Linked DNA regions of Mus musculus: regions 2 and 3 are each linked to region 1. A link is a contact called in ENCODE POLR2A ChIA-PET data. All regions are on one chromosome and are shown on one strand. Each heading gives the region's core, a stretch centred on a gene start or an enhancer-like site at or near the end of the contact. The rest is flanking DNA. Distances are from core to core; before and after follow the strand shown. Region 1 holds the start of Prrc2a (proline-rich coiled-coil 2A). Region 2 holds the start of 1110038B12Rik (RIKEN cDNA 1110038B12 gene). Region 3 holds the start of Vars (valyl-tRNA synthetase).

The links. ChIA-PET counts read pairs that join two places held with the same protein, here RNA polymerase II (POLR2A).
Region 2: POLR2A ChIA-PET joins it to region 1 with 10 read pairs in embryonic stem cell. The contact joins the promoter of 1110038B12Rik here to the promoter of Prrc2a in region 1. POLR2A ChIA-PET finds 5 or more read pairs at or near these places in 4 of 5 experiments (Patski and embryonic stem cell).
Region 3: POLR2A ChIA-PET joins it to region 1 with 19 read pairs in Patski. The contact joins the promoter of Vars here to the promoter of Prrc2a in region 1. POLR2A ChIA-PET finds 5 or more read pairs at or near these places in 2 of 5 experiments (Patski and embryonic stem cell).

The regions. Positions count from the first base shown.
Region 1 is chr17:35,162,989-35,166,955 of GRCm38, reverse strand. Prrc2a (proline-rich coiled-coil 2A) reads left to right here and starts at 2,079. Exons shown (of 31, transcript NM_020027.3): 1 at 2,079-2,221; 2 at 3,910-3,967.
Region 2 is chr17:34,950,502-34,954,468 of GRCm38, reverse strand. It overlaps 1110038B12Rik (RIKEN cDNA 1110038B12 gene), which reads left to right and starts at 1,998. Exons shown (of 4, transcript NR_015536.1): 1 at 1,998-2,117; 2 at 2,296-2,333; 3 at 2,544-2,584. It overlaps LOC115488834 (a small nucleolar RNA gene), which reads left to right and starts at 2,394; the gene lies at 2,394-2,456. Snord52 (small nucleolar RNA, C/D box 52) reads left to right here and starts at 3,461; the gene lies at 3,461-3,519. It also overlaps the pseudogene Gm8696.
Region 3 is chr17:34,998,686-35,002,652 of GRCm38, reverse strand. Vars (valyl-tRNA synthetase) reads right to left here and starts at 1,746. Exons shown (of 30, transcript NM_011690.3): 1 at 1,421-1,746; 2 at 823-1,241. The coding sequence starts at 1,209. D17H6S56E-5 (DNA segment, Chr 17, human D6S56E 5) reads left to right here and starts at 1,907. Exons shown (of 2, transcript NM_033075.3): 1 at 1,907-2,486; 2 at 3,184-3,967. The coding sequence starts at 2,480.

The DNA of each region.
Region 1 (3,967 bases), core at 830-3,329:
ATAAGTGATTCTTTGATTTACCTACATCAGCTAGGCACAGACCTGCAAACGTTTGCCTCTACTCTCCAGTACCTGAGCTATATCTTGCAGCAATGGCGCCCTCTGGTGTAAAACTCTCATGTAACTCTTGTGTAGGTAGGGATAGGATAGGGATACTTCAACCCTTGGCAGCAACTGGAATTGCAGCTTCCAGGTGTGCCTAGCATCCTTCAGACCTTGACACCCATCAGCATTTCAGTTTCAATGTGTCTCAAAATGGACTAATATTGCTCTGTGTGTGTGTGTGGGGGGGTGGTACATATGGAGGCCAGAGAGCAACCTTGGCTGCCATTTCCCAGATCATGCCCACCTTGGTTTTGTGTGTGTGGTTTTGAGATGAGTTCTCTCTTCTCTCATGGCCTTGACCTACCTATGAGAGTGTGGCGGCAGGCCAGTGAGTCCTAGGGGATCCATCCGTCTCTCGCCTCTACAGCACTGGAACTACGGCGGACGCCAAGTGCTTCTTTCTCCCTCCCCCCCTACTCTCTCTCCCCATATATCTTTTAACCTGCTCCCACCAGGACAGTCAGGTTATTCCTCTGCCTCTACAATATCCCATGCATGTCTCTGGTACTTCAAACTGTTACTGATGACCACTGGAGAGATGGCTCAGCACTTGCTGTTCTTTCAGAGGACCTGGATTCGATCCCCAACACCTACATCTGGGAACTCACAATCACCAGTAATTCCAGTTCAAAGAGATCTGAACTCCTCTTGGTACAGGAACCAAGAACCCAGGTGGCACCAGGAACCCACTTGGTACATATGCATATATGTAGATATGCATACAAATAAAATAAAAACAAATAAATGTTTCTAGAGTTAGGAAAATGGCTCAGCGGATGAAATGCTTGCTAACAAGCATGAGGACCTAAGTTTGGACCTCCTGTACTCATGTCCAGGCTGGGCAGATCACTCCTGTCTGTAACTTCAGCACCGGGATGCAGAGATAGAAAGATCTCAAGCTCTTTGGCCAGTCCATATGGAATCTGAGCTCAGCCATCCAAGTATCAAGATTCACTGAAAGATGAAAAGAATGTCTCAAAAAATAAAGTGTTTGCGCGAGCCCTCTGGACGTCAACCTCTGGTTTGTAAAGGCCAGTGAGCACCCACCAATATACATAAAAATTCACAGGAAAATGTTGAGTAAGTGTAAGTGTGGTGAGAGGCAAAGATTTCTACAGTCAAGTACTAAGAAACAAAGAGGGGAAGTAGTACGACCTTTAAAGCTGAAACTCATTGTTGAAGGAACATTAATTATAAAAACAGTTTTTAAAACTATTGAGCATAAAAATTAAATGTCAAATATCCGCCGTAGTTAGTCGCTGCTAAAATTTGGAAGAGTAGGTCATTCCTTGCCTTTGTTCAAATTGTTTGCATATATTATGCAAATACCCAGAACCATTCGAAGAACGCCTACTCGAAGAAAGTCAATGATACACTCCTCTGGACCCTTTGATTGGCTTGCCTATCCACTTCATTTGCATGACGTGATTTGATAACTGGAAAGCCCCGCCTCCCTGACGCGTTTACCTCTCACGAATGGACACCAGACCTGAAATTCTTCCAGGGTCTATGTAACTCCGCCCTCGACTAACTAATCCCTTCCATTCGTCGCAGTTCTTTCCGTCTTCTCCGCTGAGAGTGACCGGGGCCTAGCATCCCTTCCCTGCGTGTCTCTCGGCTCCCAGCCGTCCGCGGACCAACTACGCATGCGCATCCTTTTTCTCCCACCATCCGTCGTGTAAATTCTGCGCCCCAACGGCCTCGCATTCCGCCCGGTCTACGCGTCTCAACTGCCGACGCCAAGACGTCTCCCTAGCCAACCGGCGTCCTAGCGTCTGTAAGTCCCTCCCCTTTATGCAAATATCCTCCACACACTGCCTTTATTTTTTTAAAGTAGGGACAGCCCTGAAGAGCGGAGGGGTCGGAGAGTAAGGGCTCCGCCCCCTATGCAAATAAGGGGGCGTGCCCAGCCGCGGAGGGAGGCGGGAGGTGGGGGGTGTTCCCGGGGGCGGCGGTTGCCCGGATGGGCCGTTAGTCGGAGCCCAGCCGCGGAGTGAGCGAGGGAGACGGGAGGAGCCGAGCGCGGCGCCATCCGCCGCCATCCGCCCCCGCCCCGCCGCCATCCGCCCCGGGAAGCCTTTGAGCCCGGGTCCCGGACCCCCACGCACCCGGCTAGGTGAGTCTGGGCGAGCTGGGCGCTGACGCCCTTTCCGGCGCGGGGCGGCGGCAGCGGCGGCGGCGGGCCGGGGGAGAAGCTGCCATCAGCCGCCGCCATCTTGTCCTCCTGCCGCCGGCCTGCCCCTCCCCCTCGGCCTGCGCCGGCCGCTCCCAGGCCGCTGTGGAGGGCTGGGGGCGGCCGCGGCCCAGCAGCCTGCTCCTCAGGGCACGACCGCGCTCCAGGCCGCGGTTCCTGCTCGCGTCGCGCCCTCGGCCCCTCGGCCGGCCCGGGGCCCCTCCGCCGCCTGTAGACCTACCCTTTGAGGGGCTCTTGGTGTTTCTGGAGCCCTTGCTGCCACCCGGCGCTATGGCTCCCGGTCTTTCTTGGTCTTTGCGTCGAGTCACTCTGGTTCTGGAGCCCCGCTTTCGGCCAGCATCTTCGCCTTTCTGCGTCCCCCAAGCCTCTGCGTTCCCTTTTCCCCCCATGGCCCTATCTCCTCCTCTTCCCTCTTTTCTTCTGAGCTCCCCTGACACTGCCCCTTGTCAGCCTTCCTCAGCCGTTCCTGCTTCCCTCCCTGCTTTCTGCTTGATTCTCTCTTTAGCAGTTGAAATCTGTCTGCTCTACGGTTTTTCTGCTTTCTCCCCCTTTCATGGTAGATTTCAGATTGCCTTCCTTAAGTGCCTAGAGAGCAACCCCTGTCTTCTTTTCTCTGGCTTGTGGTAAAGTTAGTTCTCTCCCCGATTTTGGCTTTCATCCTAGGCCTGCATGCTTTCTTGCTATCTTCCATCTCTTTTTCACACTGTTCCCACCCACAAATGAATGCCCGGTCACTCGAGGATGGATTCAGATGTAGAGTTTTTCCTGCCTGAGGAGTAAGGGCTGTTAGGGGAACAAATGACTGCTTATGAAGAGACTGGATGAGGATAAAAATGGTAGTTGGTTCTGGGTTTGGCCTCTGCTGCCTGGCCCATGGTTACAGGGTGTTGTCGAGGTAGCTCCGTCATGCTGTGGTTTTCCTCAGTTTTACATGGGGTCCACTAGTTTTTTGTTTTTTTGTTTTTTTCTGCCAGCAGAATTGTTTCCAAGAGCCTGTGTGGGGGCTATGTAAGGAATAGATGGAATATTTTGCATCCAGGGGTTCTGTGGAGCCCCTGTTGTTTAGTAAGGCTTAGTCTGGCACCAGCTCCTGGTCTGAGAGCAAGCTCATAAAAATCCTTAAGCTCCCAGCATACCTTCCTTCAAACCTCCCAGATGGGACTTAAGGCTGCTGGGAATGAAACCTGGGACACAGGGCCCTGGGGCGTGATTAGGGAGCTGGTGTCTAATAGGTTGACAATCTGAAGTTCTTGTACTTGCTCGATAGAGTTGTGTACCTCATTCTGGTTTTCTCTGGGGCTTTGACTTGGTTGTTCAATTTAATCGTATGTCTCTGAAATTATTTTGGAGGAGTGTAAGATTAGTTGCCATTTCTAAATGGCACAAAGGATAGATGGGTAAGATACTAGGTTGCTACTTGGTTTTCTTTGTTGGGATATGTCAGGGGGAAGGGGGCTGTGGAAGCCAAGTGGATGGTGGTTGCTTAAGAGACTGTAGTGTTTTACACAAGCCAGAGAACCAAGTATTTGGGCCCTAAAGAGAATGCAGAGAGCTTCTAAGCTTTTGTCTGAAAGGGGCAGAACCTGAACTGCCTACTGTCTGGCCCACAGGCACCGGCTCGTTTTGGGGGAGGTGCCTGCAGGACCCAACGTACTCAATGAGCTTCCA
Region 2 (3,967 bases), core at 749-3,248, 210 kb after region 1:
TTGTGCGCTCCAAGCAGGCTTTAGGACGGGGCGTGTGGCATCTCCAGGCCAGTCATCGCCTGTTCTGTTACCATCAAAGAAGGCTCTCAACTAAAGCAGCAGATCCAGTCCATTCAGCAGTCTATTGAAAGGCTCTTGGTGTAGGCCGTGGCCTCTGCCCTTTCCTGTCTACTGCCACCCTGTTTGTGTATCATATTGTCTGTTAGCATGTACTACTTTCAACCAGTTACTATTATATTGTACTACATCTGCGTTTAAAAAAAAAAAAAAGAAGTCTTCAGTAATAGTTTAATAGAGGCCAAGGCAATTATGCTCATTAGAGAAGCAGTTAATTCGTAAGCCATTTTACACTGTTAGAGGTCATTTCTGGCTAACGTGCACTCAGTTTGGAACTGAAGAGTCTCTTCCTATAACCCTCCCAGGTGGAACTTGGGCCTAGGAACTGAGAGACTTATCGAACACATAATTACTATAGGATTCTTTTATTTGTTTTTGTTTTTGTTTGTTTTTTGTTTTGTTTTGTTTTTTGAGACAGGGTTTCTCTGTGTAGCCCTGGCTGTCCTGGAACTAACTCTGTAGACCAGGCTGGCCTTGAACTCAGAAATCTGCCTGCCTCTGCCTCCCAAGTACTGGGATTAAAGGCATGTGCCACCACTGCCCGGCTACTATAGGATTCTTAGATTTTAAATTTTAGTTATGTTCTGAGGCACTATCTCATCACTGCGTAGCCCAGGCTGGCCTTGAACTCAAAGAGATCTACCTGCCCCTGCCTCTCAAGTGCTAGGATTAAAGTTGTGCACCACTGCTTCTGGCTAAAATGTATTTTAAAATGAAGATAGAGAAGCGTATAGTGCCTTGCACATGTAATTTCAGCATTTAGGAAAAGGAAGTAGGAATGTTGACCGTCATGGTACAGAATTGCTGTCTCAAAAAAAAAAAAAAAGACAAAGGGGCTGGAGCAGTGGCTCAGTGGTCAGGAGCACTTACTGATCTTTCTAAGGACCTGGCTTCAGTTCCCAGCACCTATCACCAGGTGGCTTACAACTTCCTCTAACACACATAGACACAAATACAATCAATCTAAAAATATTTCTTAAAAGCTGGCCAGTGGTGTTGTATGCCTTTAATCCCAGCACTCAGGGCAGAGGCAAGTAGATATCTGTGAGTTCGAGGCCAGCCTAGTCTACAGAGCAAGTTCCAGGACAGTCAGGGTTACACAGAGAAACCCGGTCTTGAAACCGACCCCCCCCCCCTCTCTCTCTCTCTCTCTCTCTCTCTCTCTCAACATAGTAGTGTGTCACGCCTGTAATTGTAGGCATGGTTGGAACCCATCTTAGACTATGAGCCAGATGTGTGTTTGTGTGTGTGTGGCTTTTATCCCCCTTTAAATAAAAATGTTGGGGCTGGTGAGATGGCTCACCAGTTAAGAGCACTGGTTGCTTTTCCTGAAGTCCTGAGTTCAATTCCCAGCAACCAAATGCTCGTGACCATGTATAAGGGAATCTGATGCCCTCTTCTGGCACGCACGTGTACATGCAGCAGAGCACTCAGTAATCTTTTTTTTTTCTTTTTTTTTTCTTTTTAACGGAGAGCAGAAGCTGAGGTGCAAATTCAGATTTTTCTGCTAGGTGTAGGCAATATGAGTCCTCCTGGGTAGACTGGATCCAAACATGAGTACAGAATCCGCAAAGCCATAAGCCTAAAGGAGACCAAAGAGCTGACCTATCCTGTAGGAGCTCCAGGGTCTTTACCCAATCTTGGCCGATTAGGCTGCCTGTTTCTTTCTTTCTTTTTTTTTTTTCTTTCCTTTGGATTGGTAGTTTATCAAATTGTCGTCATATACATGATTCTCTACTTAGGACAGTAAGAAACATGATTCCTCTTTGTTCCCTTCGCATTTGTCAGCGCGATCAAGTCAGGCATATGAGAAGACGACTATGTCCGTCAGGACCCCCGGGCCAGGCGTGGGTATAAATGGCCGAGGCGGGCGGCACACGGGTCTCTTTGTGCACCCGCCCACACGGTTTGCCGTGTTTTCACCCTTCTTTGTTCTCCACCGGTCTGGGCAGGGTCTGAGGACTCCGGAGAGCAAGGCATGGGTCCGCCTCGTGCCGCAGGTATCCTGGGGTCCTGTGGGGAGGGCTCTGCGGTGTGGGGCCGGGTATGATGACCCACATTTACAGACTAGAGTTTCTGATGTCCACGTGACGCCACTCCTTGTAACTGACCCAGGCCGGGGTGGGGGCTGCAGGCCGGGGTCTCTACGACCTGTGCTCATTCAATGATCTCTTCCAGGTTCCTGGCCCACGCCAGCCGTACCCAGTAGCACAATGGTAAGCGCATGCTGGCGAGAGGTAGGCGGTGTGAGGAGGGGCTGGTTTCGGGGAGAGGACAGTAATGATGATTTCTGGTGATTCTGAGTGTCTCGCTGACGCCATCACCGCAGCGCGCTGACCGTCCCCGGGTCCAAAATCGGCAGTGGCGTGGGTTTTGAGTGGCCTAGAGTTCTGAGTAATTTACCTCTGTGTCTTGCTTTCTGGTAGGGATTTGAGGACACACGCCAGCTGCCTACACCTGAAGAAAGGTTAGTCTTAGGTTTCACTGGCATGCTTGTCTCTTGGCTTGACTTTTTGGAAGGGGTGGATTCGAGACAGGGTTTCTCCATGTAGCCCTGATCTCAGATCCGCCTGCCTCTACTCTCTGGAATTAAATGCATACAGCACCACCGACTGGCCCTTGTTTTGTTCTTAATATCCTGCCTGCATTAGCCAGTCTCCAAGCAAGCTACCACCCAGCCATCTTTTTGTTTTTAGATCTTAACTAATCTCCCTAACTCTAAATCTATGGTGGATCCAGGAGCTGCCTTGATTATTTCTTGTGCCTTTAAGTTCTGTATGCTAGTCCACGGCAGTGGGTCTCAGCCTTCCTGAGGGCCTTTAATGCAGTTCCTCGGGCTGTGATGTTCCTAACCATCGGTTTTATTTTCCTTGTATCTTCATAACTAAAGTTTGCTATTGTGATAACACAGGCTGTCCTGTCTGGGACCCCTATGTAAGGGTTCCTTGGTGACACAGGTTGAGAGCCACTGTTTTAGACTATGCTTTTGGGTATTTAGACGGGCTCTCAATTCAGGATGGCCTTAGTCCTGGCTCCAACCACCTTTTTTTTTTTTTTTTTAAGATTTAGATGTTTGTGAGTACACTATTGCTGTCTTCAGACACACCAGAAGAGGGCGTCAGATCCCATTACACATGGTTATGAGCCATCTCTCCGGCCCATGCCACCTTTTTTCGTTAAAGGTTTTAGCAGTTAAATTTCAGTCCCCAGGAGTTTTGGCTTTATATAGCTCTGCAACAGTCCGAAGCCTAACTACACACACTGGCTACCGCATCCTGTGTCTATCGGATTGACATTCCCTGGGTGGTACCCTAGGTTCTGGTCTCCCTCAATTGAGAGTGATGATTTCACAGACTAGAGTCTCTGACGCTGTCCTTGATGTCAGCTATAAATCTGACTCATTTGGGGAACCTCTTGAGATTGAGCCCAGTGTGCCAACACTGGCTCTGGTGAGGAACATACCCTGCTCTCCTGTTTCTCATTGTGCCCATCTTAACTCTCCAGGGTGAGCTCTGAGGACTTCACAGGGGCCCCATCCCCTCACCTAGATGAGGGCTAACCTTGGAATCCAGACAAAGGTGGAAGTGACCTAGATGTGACCTGAATGAGCTAATCATCTAATGAGAGCCAGCCCTTTGTCCTGCCCACATGAAGGTGGGTGGTTAGCTCACTTTTCAGGGTAATAAAGCAGTAAAGGCGGGGTGGAGGGGTTGTTGAAGGCTTTGTATGATGTCACTAGGGCCTGTAAAGTTAGCACAATGAACCCGCTGTGCAGATTGTAAAGCTGACCTTGTTGGAATATCCTGGTTTTAGAAACACATAAATCAGCTTTGTGTTTGCTGTTCCCCTG
Region 3 (3,967 bases), core at 497-2,996, 160 kb after region 1:
AGCAACTGTCATCTCTCCCCAGTCTTCCCTACAGTTCAACATAAAACCGCTCACATCCTGCATCCCTGTCACACTTGCCAACCAGGGCCTTGTCAACCTCACCTAAGCCAGTGGCCCGTGCGAAGTGGGAAACTCAATTGGGAAAATGTCCCCACCAGACTGGCCTGTGGGTAAGCGTGTGGGGACGTTTTCTTAACTAATGATTATGTGGAGGGCCAGTCCATTGTAGGGGATACCACCCCTGGCAAAGCAGCCCTGGACGGTATAAAAGAGCAGGCTGAACAAGCTGTGGAAAGTGAGCCAGAAAGTATCGGTCCTGCACGGCCTCTTTTTGTTTCTGCTTCCAGTCACTGGTCTGACTTCCTTCAGTGATGGAGAGCTGTAACCTGAAACAATTCCTTTCTTTCCCAAGGCGCTTTTGGTCATGTTGTTTTAAACATGGCAACAGAAACCCAAAGACAGACTTGGGAATGCTTGGCACACCAGTGCGTTCGTTCCGAGCCATTCAGTTAGAGCGAGACCTAATTTAAAGACACACACACACACACACACACACACACACACACACTCCAAACGTAGTGAAAACAGCAAAACCACGCTCCACTCCCGGGCGCTCATGTATCACACCCCCGGAGGAAGGAAGAGATTTCATCATCTTGCATTCTCAGACATAGAAGACCAAGGCTCGAGAAAAAGTGTTCCCAAAGTTACTACACCAGGTGGCAGGCAGAGATGCGACCGCCTGACAACCGACTTTTTTCGTGGGATTCTTCCCAATCCTGTTTGTGTAGTCAGAATTTCTCCCTTTTTCTTCCCTCTCACCTGGGGATCCTGACCAGGACCTCGAAGTCCCAGGGCAGGCAGGGTCGCCCCGCAGGCAGCGGGTATGAGCTCCGTGTCAGCATAACTGACCCACTGCTGGACCAGGACAGCTGCCCGGCTGCCCCCGGGTCCCCCCAGGCCTGCAGGCCACAACAGCTGAGCTACAGCCGGGGCCCCCCACACCCACAGGCCGCCAGGTCCCTGCTCCAGGGCGGGCAGGCGAGGCGGAGGGAATGGAGTCCGGCTGCTCGGGGGAGGCTGCAAGCAGATGCGGGGGTGAGGGCCTCCCCACCCGGGACCGTCACCAGCTTCCCCGTATCGGGCAGCGATGAGGGCTCGGAGGCTGGGGAAGGCGTCGGGGTGAGGAGAGACGTAGAGGATGGACATGGCTGTGCAGGGTCCGAACGCGGTGCAGTGACCTGAGGAGAGACCCGGCAGATTGAGGAGGGGACCTGAGCACGTGCTGCAAGGTACGCAGGCGCCCGGCCGGACCCTAGGCCTGGCCGAGCAGCCGCCAGCAGCGCCTAGAGGAGGAGGCGGGACCCCGATCGCCCGCCCCCTCGGGTTGGAGAGGGGAGGCCGCGCCGCGTGTACGTACTGAAGGCGGCGATCACACTCGGCCGGCTACGGCCGCGGCCCCACAGGGCGGCCGGGGTGGAGGTGGCGGGCAGCGGAGGCAGCTCTCCCGCTGCGGGAGAACGCGGCCGGGACAGCGGCACCCACGTGTCCCCCCCTTTGTGACAGCGCACGTTTCCGGACTCGGGTCCTCGCAGGGCTGCCGGGCCCCGCCTGTGCGTGCGCGATCCCGAGGGTCCGTGCGCGGCCCACCGCTGCCGGACGGGTCAAGCAGGGGCCAGAGTGGCTCGTGCAGCACGGAGACGGGAACCCGCGTGCCGGGACGAGCCTGGGTCTGGGTCAGGCGCCGCCGCGGGCAGCCCGTGGCCCTCGGGTCAGGCGCCGCCGCGGGCAGCCCGGGGTCTTCGTGTCTAGAGCGCGGGAAAACGAAAGCCCTAGTGTCTGGAGTGCGTGCTTGGTCCCAGGTTTCCGCCTTTTGCAGGGCGAGCTGCAGAATCTCGGGCTGCTCCAAGTGAAAGACCCCACCATAAGGCTTAGCAAGTTAGCTGCAGTAACGCCATTTTGCAAGGCATGATAAAGTACCAGAGCTGAGTTCTCAAAAGTTACAAGGAAGTTTAGTTAAAGAATAAGGCTGAATAATACCGGGACAGGGGCCAAACAGGATATCTGTGGTCAAGCACCTGGGCCCCGGCTCAGGGCCAAGAACAGATGGTACTCAGATAAAGCGAAACCAGCAACAGTTTCTGGAAAGTCCCACCTCAGTTTCAGGTTCCCCAAATGACCGGGAAATACCCCAAGCCTTATTTAAACTAACCAATCAGCTCGCTTCTCGCTTCTGTACCCGCGCTTTTTGCCCCCCAGCCCTAGCCCTATAAGAAGGGTAAGTACTCCACACTCGGCGCGCCAGTCATCCGATAGACTGAGTCGCCCGGGTACCCGTGTTCCCAATAAAGCCTTTTGCTGTTGCATCCGAATCGTGGCCTCGCTGATCCTTGGGAGGGTCTCCTCAGAGTGATTGACTACCCAGCTTGGGGGTCTTTCACAAGCAGTGCCTGGCTGCTGGGAGCTGTTGCTGTAGGGAATGAAAGGTTGGTAATTCCCTGGCGTTGGTAAATGCACCGTGCGTTCCGCGTCTCTTGCTTGTATTTATCTTATGCTTTTAGAAAGCGTACTGATGGGGTGTGCTCAAGGCCATGTCAGGCTTTTGGTAACGGAGTGCACCGCCAGTTCGCGGAAGATCCTCGGATCTAACCCAGGTAAAACAGGAAAGGGGCTCTAGGTGCTGAGCGCTCACTGCCTGACATGGAGTCACGTGAAGGAAGGGCAGGGGACCCAAAGGCAGAAGCACTCCAGCTGGTCTACTAAAGCTCAAACCTAGAGGGAAAACATAAGTTCGCAGTGCTTTTGAGAGGCCACTGCTAGCCTGGCAGTGGTGGCGCATGCCTTTAATCCCAGCACTTATGAGTGTGAGGCAGAGGCAGGCGGATTTCTTGAGTTCGAGGACAGCCAGAGCTACACAGAGAAACCCTGTCTCGAAAAACCAAGAAAAAAAGAAGAAGAAAAGAAAGGGGGGTTGGGGGAGAAAGGCCTGTTGGGATAATCTCTTGTGTACTGTGTAAAGTTGTCTTTGTATTATTCAAAAGTACACGGAGAGAGAAATCAGGCAGAAAAACTTCATGCCAGCTGTAGACAAGAGTGCTTACAGGTCCTTTACAAGGTACAGAAATGGATTGGGCCAAACATGGCAGATCTATGCAACACCTAACCACCATTGTTTCCAACCAGGTGATGAAGTCTCGATCACTAGACGGGAGATGCTGCCAAGTGCCCCAGACGGGATCAAGACTCCAATGACAACCATAAGATTCCCTAAAGCTAAGACACTGCAGATCTTGACTCTGCTGATTTCTATAGGTGTGGTCCAAACTAGTCCTATGCCCCATGAACCCCATAACCTTACTTGGGTTATAACTAACACTGCTACGGGGACTGTAATTAACTCGACCTCCCACCTCGCCCCCATTGGAACTTGGTTTCCTGATCTTGTTTTTGATTTGTGTGCACTAGCGGATGGGACCTGGGATCCCCTGGGCCTTGTATGGGGGTGTCAACATCCAGCTCAACACAGTGAACTTCGGAGAACCCCCTTCTATGTCTGCCCTGGAGAGGGGAGGTCTCCACAGCAGACGGCTACCTGTGGAGGACCAGAGTCATACTTCTGTGCATATTGGGGTTGTGAGTCGACTGGGTCCATCTCCTGGACGCCACCGATAAAAGATGACCTCATCAAGGTCCAAAGGAGCCCTGGATCGGAATCCCAAGGATGGGGGTATGGATTGCAGCCCAAGCTGGATGCAAATGATCTTGGTGGGCCATGTTCCTCCAACTGTAACCCCATTACAGTTCAGTTCACCCCCAAGGGAAAAGAAAGCGTAGGATGGGAAAAGGGAAAGACATGGGGACTAAGACTGTATGTGTCTGGATATGACTATGGAGTAATGTTTACGATCCAACTCTCTGCCCGACAGGGCATGCCTTTAGGCCCCAATCCAGCCCTGCCCCCTGTTGG